Regions from separate parts of the Homo sapiens genome. Here regions 2 and 3 are each linked to region 1. Evidence: chromatin contacts called from ENCODE Hi-C or POLR2A ChIA-PET data. All regions are on one chromosome and are shown on one strand. Each heading gives the region's core, a stretch centred on a gene start or an enhancer-like site at or near the end of the contact. The rest is flanking DNA. Distances are from core to core; before and after follow the strand shown. Region 1 holds the start of NCKAP1L (NCK associated protein 1 like). Region 2 holds the start of COPZ1 (coat protein complex I subunit zeta 1). Region 3 holds the start of GPR84 (G protein-coupled receptor 84).

Evidence for each region. A loop is a pair of places that touch in the nucleus more often than their neighbours do. ChIA-PET counts read pairs that join two places held with the same protein, here RNA polymerase II (POLR2A). Pooled maps may share reads with other maps.
Region 2: a pooled map shows a loop between it and region 1 (13-fold over the local background). The contact joins the promoter of COPZ1 here to the promoter of NCKAP1L in region 1. A Hi-C loop is called at or near these places in 4 of 37 single-sample maps with no recorded cell type and 11 of 50 pooled maps. POLR2A ChIA-PET finds 5 or more read pairs at or near these places in 6 of 52 experiments (CD4-positive, alpha-beta T cell, GM10248, activated B cell and 2 more).
Region 3: a loop to region 1 is called in a pooled map, with 3 times the contacts of the local background. The contact joins the promoter of GPR84 here to the promoter of NCKAP1L in region 1. A Hi-C loop is called at or near these places in 1 of 168 maps with a recorded cell type or tissue (naive thymus-derived CD4-positive, alpha-beta T cell), 3 of 37 single-sample maps with no recorded cell type and 10 of 50 pooled maps. POLR2A ChIA-PET finds 5 or more read pairs at or near these places in 8 of 52 experiments (CD4-positive, alpha-beta memory T cell, GM12878, OCI-LY7 and 5 more).

Annotation. Positions count from the first base shown.
Region 1 is chr12:54,496,051-54,499,845 of GRCh38, forward strand. NCKAP1L (NCK associated protein 1 like) reads left to right here and starts at 1,702. Exons shown (of 31, transcript NM_005337.5): 1 at 1,702-1,841; 2 at 3,305-3,415. The coding sequence starts at 1,740. RefSeq lists enhancers at 1,664-1,723, 1,834-1,893.
Region 2 is chr12:54,323,366-54,327,160 of GRCh38, forward strand. It overlaps COPZ1 (coat protein complex I subunit zeta 1), which reads left to right and starts at 1,766. Exons shown (of 9, transcript NM_016057.3): 1 at 1,766-1,816. The coding sequence starts at 1,799.
Region 3 is chr12:54,362,768-54,366,562 of GRCh38, forward strand. It overlaps GPR84 (G protein-coupled receptor 84), which reads right to left and starts at 1,719. Exons shown (of 2, transcript NM_020370.3): 1 at 1,626-1,719; 2 at 1-1,092. The coding sequence starts at 1,084. The region is part of intron 1 of GPR84-AS1 (GPR84, ZNF385A, ITGA5 and GTSF1 antisense RNA 1); the gene reads left to right. RefSeq lists an enhancer at 1,648-1,737.

The DNA of each region.
Region 1 (3,795 bases), core at 452-2,951:
ACGGAGTTAAGGCCTCATTGGAATGGCAAGAATATTTTAATGCTAAAATTCATTCAAGTCTCTAAGATTTAAGGGTGATTACTAATTTCCTCTTTTTAATCTTGATTAATTTGGTTCTTCTTCATGGGGCCTATTTCCTAATTTAGTCTTAATAATTCAACAAATAAACCAGCATATTTATTGAGTGACTACTGTGTCCAAGAGGTATTGTTCTAGATCAGTGTTTTTCAGAATGGAATATTTGTACCAAAACCTCCTACAACAGTGCTTATATAAGTACAGACTTCTAGGCCCCACAACAGACTCGCCTACCTACCAATGCTAATCTCAGAGGACAGGGATTGATCTGTTTCTCAAGCATCCATAAATACCATGGTACTAGAGCACTGGTTCTCAAACTTGAGTGTGCATTGGAATCACCTGGAGGGTTTGTTAAAACACAGAGTGCCTGGACCCACCCCAGAATTTTGGATTCAGTGGTCTGGGGCGGGTCCTAAGAATTTGCATCTCTAACAAGTTTCCAGGTGATGCTGATGCTGCTGGATCACATTTTGAGAATTACTATGTACTTCTTGAGAACTACTTTGAGAATTATTATGTACTGTAGAAGTACAATGCACTGTAGTAGAGCATTGTGAGAAATATAAAAAAGTATTAGAGGCCGGGTGTGGTGGCTCATGCCTGTAATTCCAGTACTTTGGGAGGCTGTGGCGGGTAAATCACCTGAGGTCAGGAGTTCGAGAGCAGCCTGGCCAACACGGTGAAACCCCATGTCTACTAAAAATACAAAAATTAGCAAGGCGTGGTGGTGGGCACCTGTAACCACAGCTACTCCAGAGGCTGAGGCTGGAGAATTGCTTGAGCCCAGGAGGTGGAGGTTGTAGTGAGCAGAGATCATGCCATTGCACTCCAGCCTGGGCAACAAGAGTGGAACTCTGTTTCAAAAAAAAAAAAAAAAAGAAAAAAAAGTATTAGGTACAATTCCTGTCATTAAGGAGCTTATGCTGTAGTTGGGGGAGATACAACGTACACTATAAACATATAACAAGGAATATATGTATTTGACAATATAAAATATAATACAATATAATATTTGACATTGATGGGGTCTTTAGGAGAAGATGGGATTTGATCTGGGTACTAAAACATGATGAGGCCAAAGGTTCATAGGCATTCTTGGATATAAAAGAAGGAAAATATAGAGGTGTACAGGGGTGGGGTGGTAGATACTTGTTTATCTAGCTTACAGCTTTTAATTTTTATTTTTTATAGAGATGGGGTCTTGCTATGTTGCCCAGGCTGGTCTGGAACTCCTGAGCTCAATGGATCTTCCCACCTTTTCCTCCCAAAGTGCTGGGATTACAGGTGTGAGCCACCACGCCCAGCTTTGTCTAGGACACTTATGGGGGCATAAGACCAAAAAGGTTGGTGCAGTCTGTGAAGAGCCTTGAAAGCCTGTCCTTCTCCTCAGCTCCACCCACTTCATAGCCTTACCAAAAGTGCTGCACAGCCAGAAAGAGGAAGTCTCCCCTGCTGAGTGTGCAAGAGGAAGCACAAGAAGGCTCTGAGGGCCTGTGAGCCATAATGACTGATTTCACCCATGAGCCAATTGCAGAGGCAACAGAAGACCAGTGCACCAACCAGGCTGGGTCCCTCCGCCAGAGGGTGTCACCATCTAAGCTGAAAGTGTTTGGGGAGATCAGACATTGCTGTCTGGTGCTCCTCTCTCAGTGGCCATCATGTCTTTGACATCTGCTTACCAGCATAAATTAGCAGAGAAGCTCACTATCCTGAATGATCGCGGTCAGGGGGTTCTCATCCGTATGTATAACATCAAGAAGGTAAGCATGAACAATGGGACTAGTACTGATTATTCCAACAATAATAGGGCAGGGAACCCTGAGGCGGCAGGTGCAGCAGTTAGACTCCCACCTTTTTTTCCACTGCTTTTCCACTGACTATAATCTACATAATCACTCAGATTATACAGGCCAGCCAGTTCAGGAAGGCAGAAGTGGAGGCTTCTTTTCAAGGCTTCCCCTTTCTAGATATGATTCTTGCCCCAACGATGGCATCTGCTTTCCTCTGGGGATGGGGGTGAGGGTGGGGATGGGGAAACAACAGTGGTATTCCAAGTGACTTGGATAAAGGTCTGGGGTCCAACCTTCTGGGTTTTATTATTTATTGTTGATCCTCTACACTCTGAAGAGATCTGAAGCTGGGTCTCTGGCAAAAACTTTTCTGTGGAAGTGCTTCCCTAAAAGGAAAAAAAATAGATAATTAGGTATTTAGATTAAAAAGGGTAGGTGTCTTCTGAGCTGCTCCTGGGGTAGTTCATGCTGTGGTGGTTGTGTGTGTGTGTGTGTGTGTGTGTGTGTGTGTGTTTAGAATAGGAACTGAGGAATTGAAAGAAGCTAGTGACAAGAGGTGGGCTAGGGGCTGGGCAAACCATAGGAAGTAAAGAGATAAAGACAGGGGTGTTTATGGGGAGTTCCTGGCATAGAAAATAGGGGACTTTGGGGGAGGGAGCTTTTGTGTTTTTTGTAATAAAACAAATCACCAGGAACACGGTTTCTCTGTCACCATGAATCCTGTAAATGCCCTTTGGGATAAGATACTTACATAGTGAACAAAATTGTGACACTGAATCTTGTACAAAGTCTAACTCCTGAGCAGCTGCTTTTCTTGTTCCTTCCGGCTTCAGTTGAGGGGCGGGGAAACAGCTTCCTCTTTGTGCTGGGGCCAAGCAGGCATTAAACTCTACCCATCAAGACAAAATGCCTAGGTTGTTATTTCGCTCTTAGATACTTGGCTTAATGTCTTGGAATTTTTTCTTGACCTACTCTTATGCTTTTTATTTTTATATTTATTTATTTATTTATTTATTTATTTATTTTCGGAGTCTCGCTCTGTCGCCCAGGCTGGAGTGCAGTGGCACGATCTTGGCTCACTGCAACCTCCGCCTCCCGGGTTCAAGCGATTCTCCTGCCTCAGCCTCCCAAGTACCTGGGACTACAGTTGTGCACCACCATGCCCAGCTAATTTTTGTATTTTTAGTAGAGACGGGGTTTCACCATGTTGGCCAGGCTGGTCTCGAACTTCTGACCTTGTGATCTGCCTGCCTCGGCCTCCCGAAGTGCTGGGATTACAGGTGTGAGCCGCTGCGCCCAGCCTCTCATGCTTTTTAAATTAGTTCCCAGGTTGCCTTTTCCTAAGACAGATTATGAGAATGAATGTTGCAAGAAGAGGTATGTTTCTGAGGAGGAGGAGAAAGGGTTGAAATATATATGGTTTCTCTCTGCAGACTTGTTCAGACCCCAAATCTAAGCCACCTTTCTTACTGGAAAAGTCCATGGAACCATCTCTCAAGTATATCAACAAGAAATTTCCCAACATAGATGTCCGAAACAGCACGGTGAGAACTTGGTCCTTCTCTCCTTTCTCTGAATAATTCTCTGCTTGAATGGCTGAAATTCTCCTCTTTTGATGCCTCTCTTCAAACTTGGCAGGGGATGGAGTAGTCTTTTTTTATTAATAGTTTTCCAAGGCTCAACCACAGGGCTTCAGGTTGTTGTAGAGCTTTAAGTCTTGAGCATTTTGAGATAAGATGGGATTCTTCCAGCATAAGCTGGAGCGAATCATCACCCCTTTTCCATTGCAAGATTCATGGGAAAACATTGTTTTTGTACAAGACAGCTCTATCAACCCAGCAGGGTACATGTATTTTATTGTTTCTGTTTCCCACTCACTGTTTCCTTGCTGTTTGTCTTAGATTTCTGCATCTAATGGGATATC
Region 2 (3,795 bases), core at 516-3,015, 170 kb before region 1:
TTCCTGGGTAAGTTTGGAATCTCTTCTTGGAGGGCTCCTAAGGATATAATTTTCAGAGATGAGGGAAAAAATCCCTTTAGGATAATTAAGGTAATAGGTGTCCCTGCCCTAAGAGGAGTCAGGGATCAGGAAACCAAGGGATAGGGGAAAGCCAAGCTTCATCAAAATCATTCCCTATTGTGAAATTCTTGCATTCAGTAAACTTCTCTTTTCTCATTTTGCAACGCCTCATTTCTTTCCTCTCCTTTCTTTCCTTCTCTTTCTTTCTTTCTTTCTTTCTTTCTTTCTTTCTTTCTTTCTTTCCTTCCTTCCTTCCTTCCTTCCTTTCTTTCTTTCTTTTCTTTCTTTCTCCTTTTCTTTTCTCTTCTCTTCTCCTTTTCTTTTCTTTTCTTTTTTTTTTGAGATGGAATTTCGCTCTTGTTGCCCAGGCTGGAGTGCAATGACGAGATCTCGCCTCACCTCAACCTCCGCCTCCCAGGTTCAAGTGAGTCTCCTGGTTCAGCCTCCCGAGTAGCTGGGATTACAGGCATGTTCCACCACGCCCGGCTAATTTTGTATATATGTATATTTTTTGAGACGGAGTCTCGCTCTGTCACCCAGGTTGGAGTGCAGTGGCGCGATCTCAGCTCACTGCAAACTCCGCCTCCTGGGTTCACGCCATTGTCCTGCCTCAGCCTCCAGAGTAGCAGGGACTACAGGCGCCCGCCACCCACGCCCGGCTAATTTTTTGTATTTTTAGTAGAGACGGGGTTTCACTATGTTAGTCAGGATGGTCTTGATCTCCTGATCTCGTGATCCGCCCGCCTCGGCCTCCCAAAGTACTGGGATTACAGGTGTGAGCCATCACGCTCGGCCTGTATTTTTTTTTTTTAGTAGAGACGGGGTTTCTCCATGTTGGTCAGGTTGGTTTCAAACTCCCGACCTCAGATGATCCGCTCGCCTCGGCCTCCCAAAGTGCTGGGATTACAGGCTTGAGCCACCGCGCCCAGGCACAACGGCTTGTTTCTATTGGAAAACCCCAGAATTTACTCCCTATAACCCCTCTCTTATTCTAATCCCATCCCTTTCCCCGTTTGTCCCGCAAACCCCATCTCCAAAGCCGATTTCACGTTGAGCTCAAGTTGGCCTTTACAAACTGACTTCTCATGTTCCTCAGGCCCAGCAAAGCCTGGAACTCCACCTTAGGGAGATTGTTATTGCGACTATCAACTCCTGGCAGCCTTGGTTTATGTAGTTAACATGTTGGGCCTTTCTTGGCTCTACTCTATGGTTGTGCAGACTTTCTGTGAGGATGCTGAAGTGACCTGAGCGAGCATGAGGGAAGGGCTAGCCACAGAGATCATGGACCTAATGCGGGCGCTGAAAATAGGGATTAGGGCAGGATTCCGGTTAGAAAGCGCCAGTGTTAAAGGCTAAGGAGACACAGCGCCCCCTAAAGAGGGTGCGGTTTAAAAATCGCTAAATCAGTCCGACAATATCACGTGTCCTCGGCCCTACCAATTGAAAATTAACAATCGCTTCTTCTGTTCCCCATGGAAACAACCCCGCCCCACTAACCCTCCCGCCCCAATGAGTCGTGAGGTTTTGGCGTTTTATTGAGTATTCAAGCTGACAATCAAACACCTGAGCCTTCTGGTTGGACACTTTGCTTCCGGTAAGCAAGCTAGTACAATAATTGGCCAATAAAGCAAGCCTTACCCAATGATCCTTATCCTAGGCGGGGCCTAATGGGAACGTATGGCCAATCAGCGGCGGCGTTTCTTTTGCGGCTCCACGTCGGCACCAGCTGCGGGGCAAGATGGAGGCGCTGATTTTGGTAGGAGCTGGAGGGGCAGCAGAGATGCTGTGGTGTCCACAGGGGCCGGGAGTCAGGGTTCAGCCCGAGTGGGAGACGGGGAAAGAGAGTTCCGGGTAATTCTTGGGGACTGAGCGTTCTGCTGACCTTTGGAATAAGTGTGTGGCCTAGTGTAGGAGCTAAAGCCTTGGTTTAGAGTAGGAAGCCCTGCCGGGGAGAGGGCATAGAGTCGGTGGAAAGTTGAAGGCAGCACATGGACTCCTTAGGATACACAGACCTGTAGGCGTACTGGATTAGGACCCTTCAGGTTGCCCCTTATTTTTAGCATTGTGGATGATACCCTGATTTTAATTTACCAAACCACCAAACTCGCCCCATATTGTAAGAAAAGAATACAGATGTTTTGTCGTTACAGACTCCTCCTGATGGTTTCCCAAGTTTGACTCTCCATTGCCGATTCCCTGCCACATTCCTTCAGGAAACTGTTTTGTCTTCGGTTTCCTGTTAATCCCTATTATATAGGTTTGTCAAATAATCAGTATTCCATCAAAGTTCTGGGATACCTGATAAAGTTAGCATGGATTGTGGAATATTTTTTCTAGACTCCTTATTCTGTTCTCCTTTTCTCTACCCATTTAGACCTTAGGAATTCTTTTTTTTTTTTTTTTTTTTTGAGACCGAGCCTTGCTCTGTCACCCAGGCTGGAGTGCGCACGTGGCGCGATCTTGGCTCACTGCAATCTCCACCTCCCGGGTTCAAGCTATTCTCTTGCCTCAGCCTCCCGCGTAGTTGGGACTATAGGCGCGTGCCACCACGCCCGGCTATTTTTTTTGTATTTTTAGTAGAGACGTGGTTTCACCATGTTGGCCAGGCTGGTTTCGAACTCCTGACCTCAAGTGATCCGCCCGCCTCGGCCTCCCAAAGTGCTAGGATTACAGGCTTGAACCACCGCGCCTGGCCAGGAATTATTATTATTATTATTATTATTATTATTTTTGAGACGGAGTCTCACTCTGTCGCCCAGGCTGGAGTGCAGTGGTACGATCTCGGCTCACTGCAAGCTCCGCCTCCCGGGTTCACGCCATTCTTCTGCCTCAGCCTCCGGAGTGGCTGGGACTACAGGCGCTCGCCACCACTCCCGGCTAATTTTTTGTATTTTTTAGTAGAGACGGAGTTTCACCGTGTTAGCCAGGATGGTCTCGATCTCCTGACCTCGTAATCCACCCGCCTCGGCCTCCCAAAGTGCTGGGATTACAGGCGTGAGCCACTGCGCCGGGCCAGGAATTCTTATTGTATGATCTAGGATGCTAATTTCTCCCTCTCTGGTTACATGAGAATTGTGGTCGCTAAAGGGCTGTATTAGCCCTCTTGTCCATATGATGCTTTATGCTTGTTCTAACAAATAAAATACCTGTTACCCCTTTTTAGAACTGGACCAGAGAATTTCTCTCAAAAGTGCCCTATTTTGCGATTTGGAGGGGTGTGTGTGTGTGTGTGTGTGTGTGTGTGTGTGTGTGTGTAGGTAGGTAGGTAGTATAGTGTAGGAATTTAACTCCCAGCCTTCTTCCTTAATTGGCTTGAACTCTAGGCCTCTTTCCAAAGAAGCTTGTCTTTTATTTTCCTTCAGATCTCCTAAGCATACACATTCAGATCCTCATCAGATAAAAGAATAACAGGTTTTAATTCCTCTCTTTCAGTTAAAGACAGTTAATTCCTTATGTCGGTTGGTCAAATATAGGTAAAAAGCTTAAAATCTGAGTAGTTTTAAATATTTTCTGTACCAAGCAGTTAACAAGTATTCTTTTTTTTTTTTTTTTTTTTTTTTTTTTTTTTTTTTTGAGATAGAGTCTGGCTGTGTTGCCCAGGCTGGGGTGCAGTGGTGCAATCTTGGCTCACTGCAACCTCCGCCTCCCAGAATCAAGCAATTCTCATGCCTCAGCTTCCTGAGTAGCTGGGGTTACAGGCACGCGCCACCATGCCCAGCTAATTTTTGTATTTTT
Region 3 (3,795 bases), core at 469-2,968, 130 kb before region 1:
TGAGCCAGGTGAGGTTGGCAGCAAGCATGTGGACCACCCGGGGAGCCTGGACTCTGGCATCCAGAATGTTGAGCAGCAAGAAGGGGATGTAGCTCAGGGCAAAGCAGAGGAACACAGCAAAACACATTCGAGTCACCTTCCCAAATTCCGATGAAGAATCCGGAGCTCTTCTGGCTCCTTTAATTGGCTGGGCTTTGGCAGATGCTTCTGGAGGGCTTTTCTCTGCCATCTGCTTAGCTCTCTTGCTGTTGATCTGGTCTCCCACTTCTGATGAGTCCCCTTCCAGGGTCTGGGTGGTGGCAGCACTGACTGGCTCAGATGAAATCCCCTCACTGGGTCCTCCTGATGCTAACCTGCTGTCCAGCTCCTGGAAACGACCAGGCATGGCCTCATCAGTCCTGGCCACATGGTTGGAGTGGATGCTTGCCTGTCGCAACTTGTATTGGTCCAGTGCCTGTGCTGCTCGTTTGACCTGGCGGTGGATGAGGCAATAGAAGATGCCAACACTGCTGAGCCCAAGCACAAAGTAGATGCCCATGAGGATGGTGGTGTAAGGCCGGCCTCGGATGCGGTCAAAGCTGCAGGTGCAGACTACAGGTACCAGGATATAAATAGGCCAGAGGGGAGCAAAGCTGGCCACGCCCACAACCCAGGTGCTCACCAGTGCCAGCACTATCCCCTTGGCACTGAAAACTTGGGGAAAAAGCTTAGGGTGGGCAATGAGGAGGTAGCGTCCCAGTGCGATGAGGCAGAGGGTCAGGATGGAGACAGAATTGGAGGCAAAAAGGAGGAGCCCAAATACCCTGCAGAAGGTGGCACCGGTGCGCCAGTGCAGGTGGAGGTAGGTGTCCACAGAGAAGGGCTGAAGGAGCGTGCAGTAGAGGAGATCAGCCAGTGTGAGGTTGGCTATGAGCAGGTTGAATCGGGTACGGAGCTTGGGCTGGATGGCCAAGGCCAGTAGGGTGAGCACATTGCCCACGGTGCCTGTCACAGCCACCACCACCCCCCAGCTAACTGCAACATAACGATAGCCCAGCACAGACTCATGGTAGCAGGAGAAGTTGGCGTCAGAGCTGTTCCACATGATAGAGGCTAAAGAGGCAGAGGGTGGAAGAGGAAGAGGGAATCAGAACCTAGCATTCAACTTAGATCTCTTGAACAGTTCTGGGACCCTGGACATCTAAACTGTTCCTGGACCTCACCTTAATTCAGTATCCTCCTGAACCATTCCCAGGCCTCTTCATCTCAAGATCCCTAACTCTCTCCTTAGGTTCTCTTAGTCCTTTCCCATTCTCAAATATTTCCCCAAGTTTTTATCTAAATATCTCTTGCCTAAATATCTTAGTCTTATTCTGCTCCAAACCTCAGTCCTCTTCTATATCCATCCCGCTGCTCTCAGTAAACCCAGTGCCCTCCAACTTTTTTAATTCCTTCCCCATCCCCAAAGACCCCCAGGAGTCCCCTCTCTCTATTCAGCATCGTGTATTCAGGATCCTCTCTGTATTCAGTTCCCTCTGCTCCTTTCCACTACACACACATATAGGCTTTAGTCATTTCTGTTTGTTACCACCTGGGAGATGAGGAGACCAAGAAGGTAAAAGTATACCCACAACAAAAGTGCTTACCTGAGTTTCTCAGCCTTCAATTCTTTCTATAATGGAAGAAGTTCAACTCACCCAAAGAGCAGTCCTTTCTGGTGGACAGTTAGGCTTCAAGCAGGAGACATCCTGCTCTTATGTATCCTATTATAGTCCACTGAAAGAATAAGAAACTCCCCCATTACCCAATCCCAGCCACTTCCTTCACCACCTCCGGTCCTACTCATTTTGCTTCGGCTAGTGAAATCTAGGCTTCTCTGTTGAAAGTCCCCCGCTACTTACCTCAGAGTGGTTTCACTCTTCCTTTCTCCTTCCTGAAACCCAAACTCTGTTTTCTTCCCCTCTTTGCATGGCAGAACTCATCTGTAAGATCATTGCCAAGAATTGCTAGGGCACGGAGTCAGAGCATCAGAACATTTGGGCCACTCCTCAAAGGGCCAAAAGATAAGACCAAGTTCCAGGAGCAACTTTAGGTACCCCCAGAAGCCTTGGGTTTGTTTCAGAGGAGCACTACCTTTCTTGTCTCCACGGCTTAGACATGGTTCAAGTCAGAGGGACCCATGTGACACCCTAGCACATTTGAGAAACCAAGTCAGATGAAGAAAAGTGGGGAATGAGGCATCCAGAATTCTGGTTTCATTCTCCTCAAGGGATCAGGGTCCTGTTCAATCATTCATTTATCCATTTACCCAACAACTTAGTACTGAGTGCCTACTATACACCAGACTCTGATCTAGACACTGGGGATACAAGAACGTCTGATATATGGCCTTGTGCATAGTCTACTAGGGGAGACAGATACATAAATATGCAAATGCTTAATCGATTCTCCAGAGCAAGGGTGAGTAAACTTCACCCTATGGGCCAAATCTAGTCTGCTGTTTTTGTATAGCCTGTGACCCAATCATGTTTTTTTTCCATTTAAAAATGGTTATATTTTAGGCCAGGTGCAGTGGCTCACGCCCATTATCCCAACATTTTGGGAGGCCAAGGAGGGCAGATCACTTGAGGTCAGGAGTTCGAGACCAGCCTGGCCAACATGGTAAAACCCCGTCTCTACTAAAAATACAAAAATTAGCCAGGCGTGATGGGTGCGCCTGTAATCCCAGCTACTAGGGAGGCTGAGGCAAGAGAATCGCTTGAACCCGGGAGGCGGAGGTTGCTTGCAGTTAGCCAAGATCACATTGCACCACTGCACTCCAGCCTGGATGACAGAGCAAGACTCCGTCTCAAAAAATAAAATAATAAATAAATAAGTAAGTAAAATAAAAATGGTTATATTTTAAATTGTTATATAAGTGCCTATGTAATATCCTCAGTTTTATCTCTTGATTAACACAGTTTAAAATATTTATAATCAGGCCCTTTGAGAAAAAGTTTGCTGAGGCTTGCTTTAAAATACTATATAGGCCTGGCTTGGAGGCTCATGCCTGTAATCCCAATGCTTTGGGAGGCTGAGCTGGGAGGATGACTTCAGGTCAGGAGTTTAAGACCAGCCTGGGCAACATAGTGAGACCCTGTCTTTACAATAAAAAAAAAAATAGCCAGCTGTGGTGATGTGCACCTGTAGTCCCAGCTACTGGGGAGGCTGAGGTGGGAGGATCATTTGAGTCTGGGAGGTCAAGACTACAGTGAGAAAGATTGTGCCACTATACTCCAGCCTGGGTGACACAGCAGGACGTTGTCTCTGAAAAATTAGAAAAACAAACTAACAGGCTGGGCGCAGTGGCTCATGCCTCTAATGCCAGCACTTTGGGAGGCCGAGGCAGGTGGATCATGAGGTCAGGTGTTCGAGACTAGCCTGGCCAACATAGTGAAACCCCGTCTCTACTAAAAATACAAAAAATTAGCTGGGCGTGGTGGCAGGCGCCTGTAATCCCAGGTACTTGGGAGGCTGAGGCAGGAGAATCGCTTGAACCTAGGAGGTAGAGGTTGCAATGAGTCGAGATGGTGCCACTGCACCTCAGCCCGGGCGACAGTGTGAGACTCCGTCTCAAAAACAAACAAACAAAAAACAAACAAAAAATACATCGCTGGGTGCAGTGGCTCACACCTGTAATCCCAGCACTTTGGCAGGCCAAGGCGGGCAGATCACTTGAGGTCAGGAGTTCAAGACCAGCCTGGCCAATATGATGAAACCCCGTCTCTACTAAAAATACAAAAAATTAGCTGGGTGTGGTGGCAGGCACCTGTAATG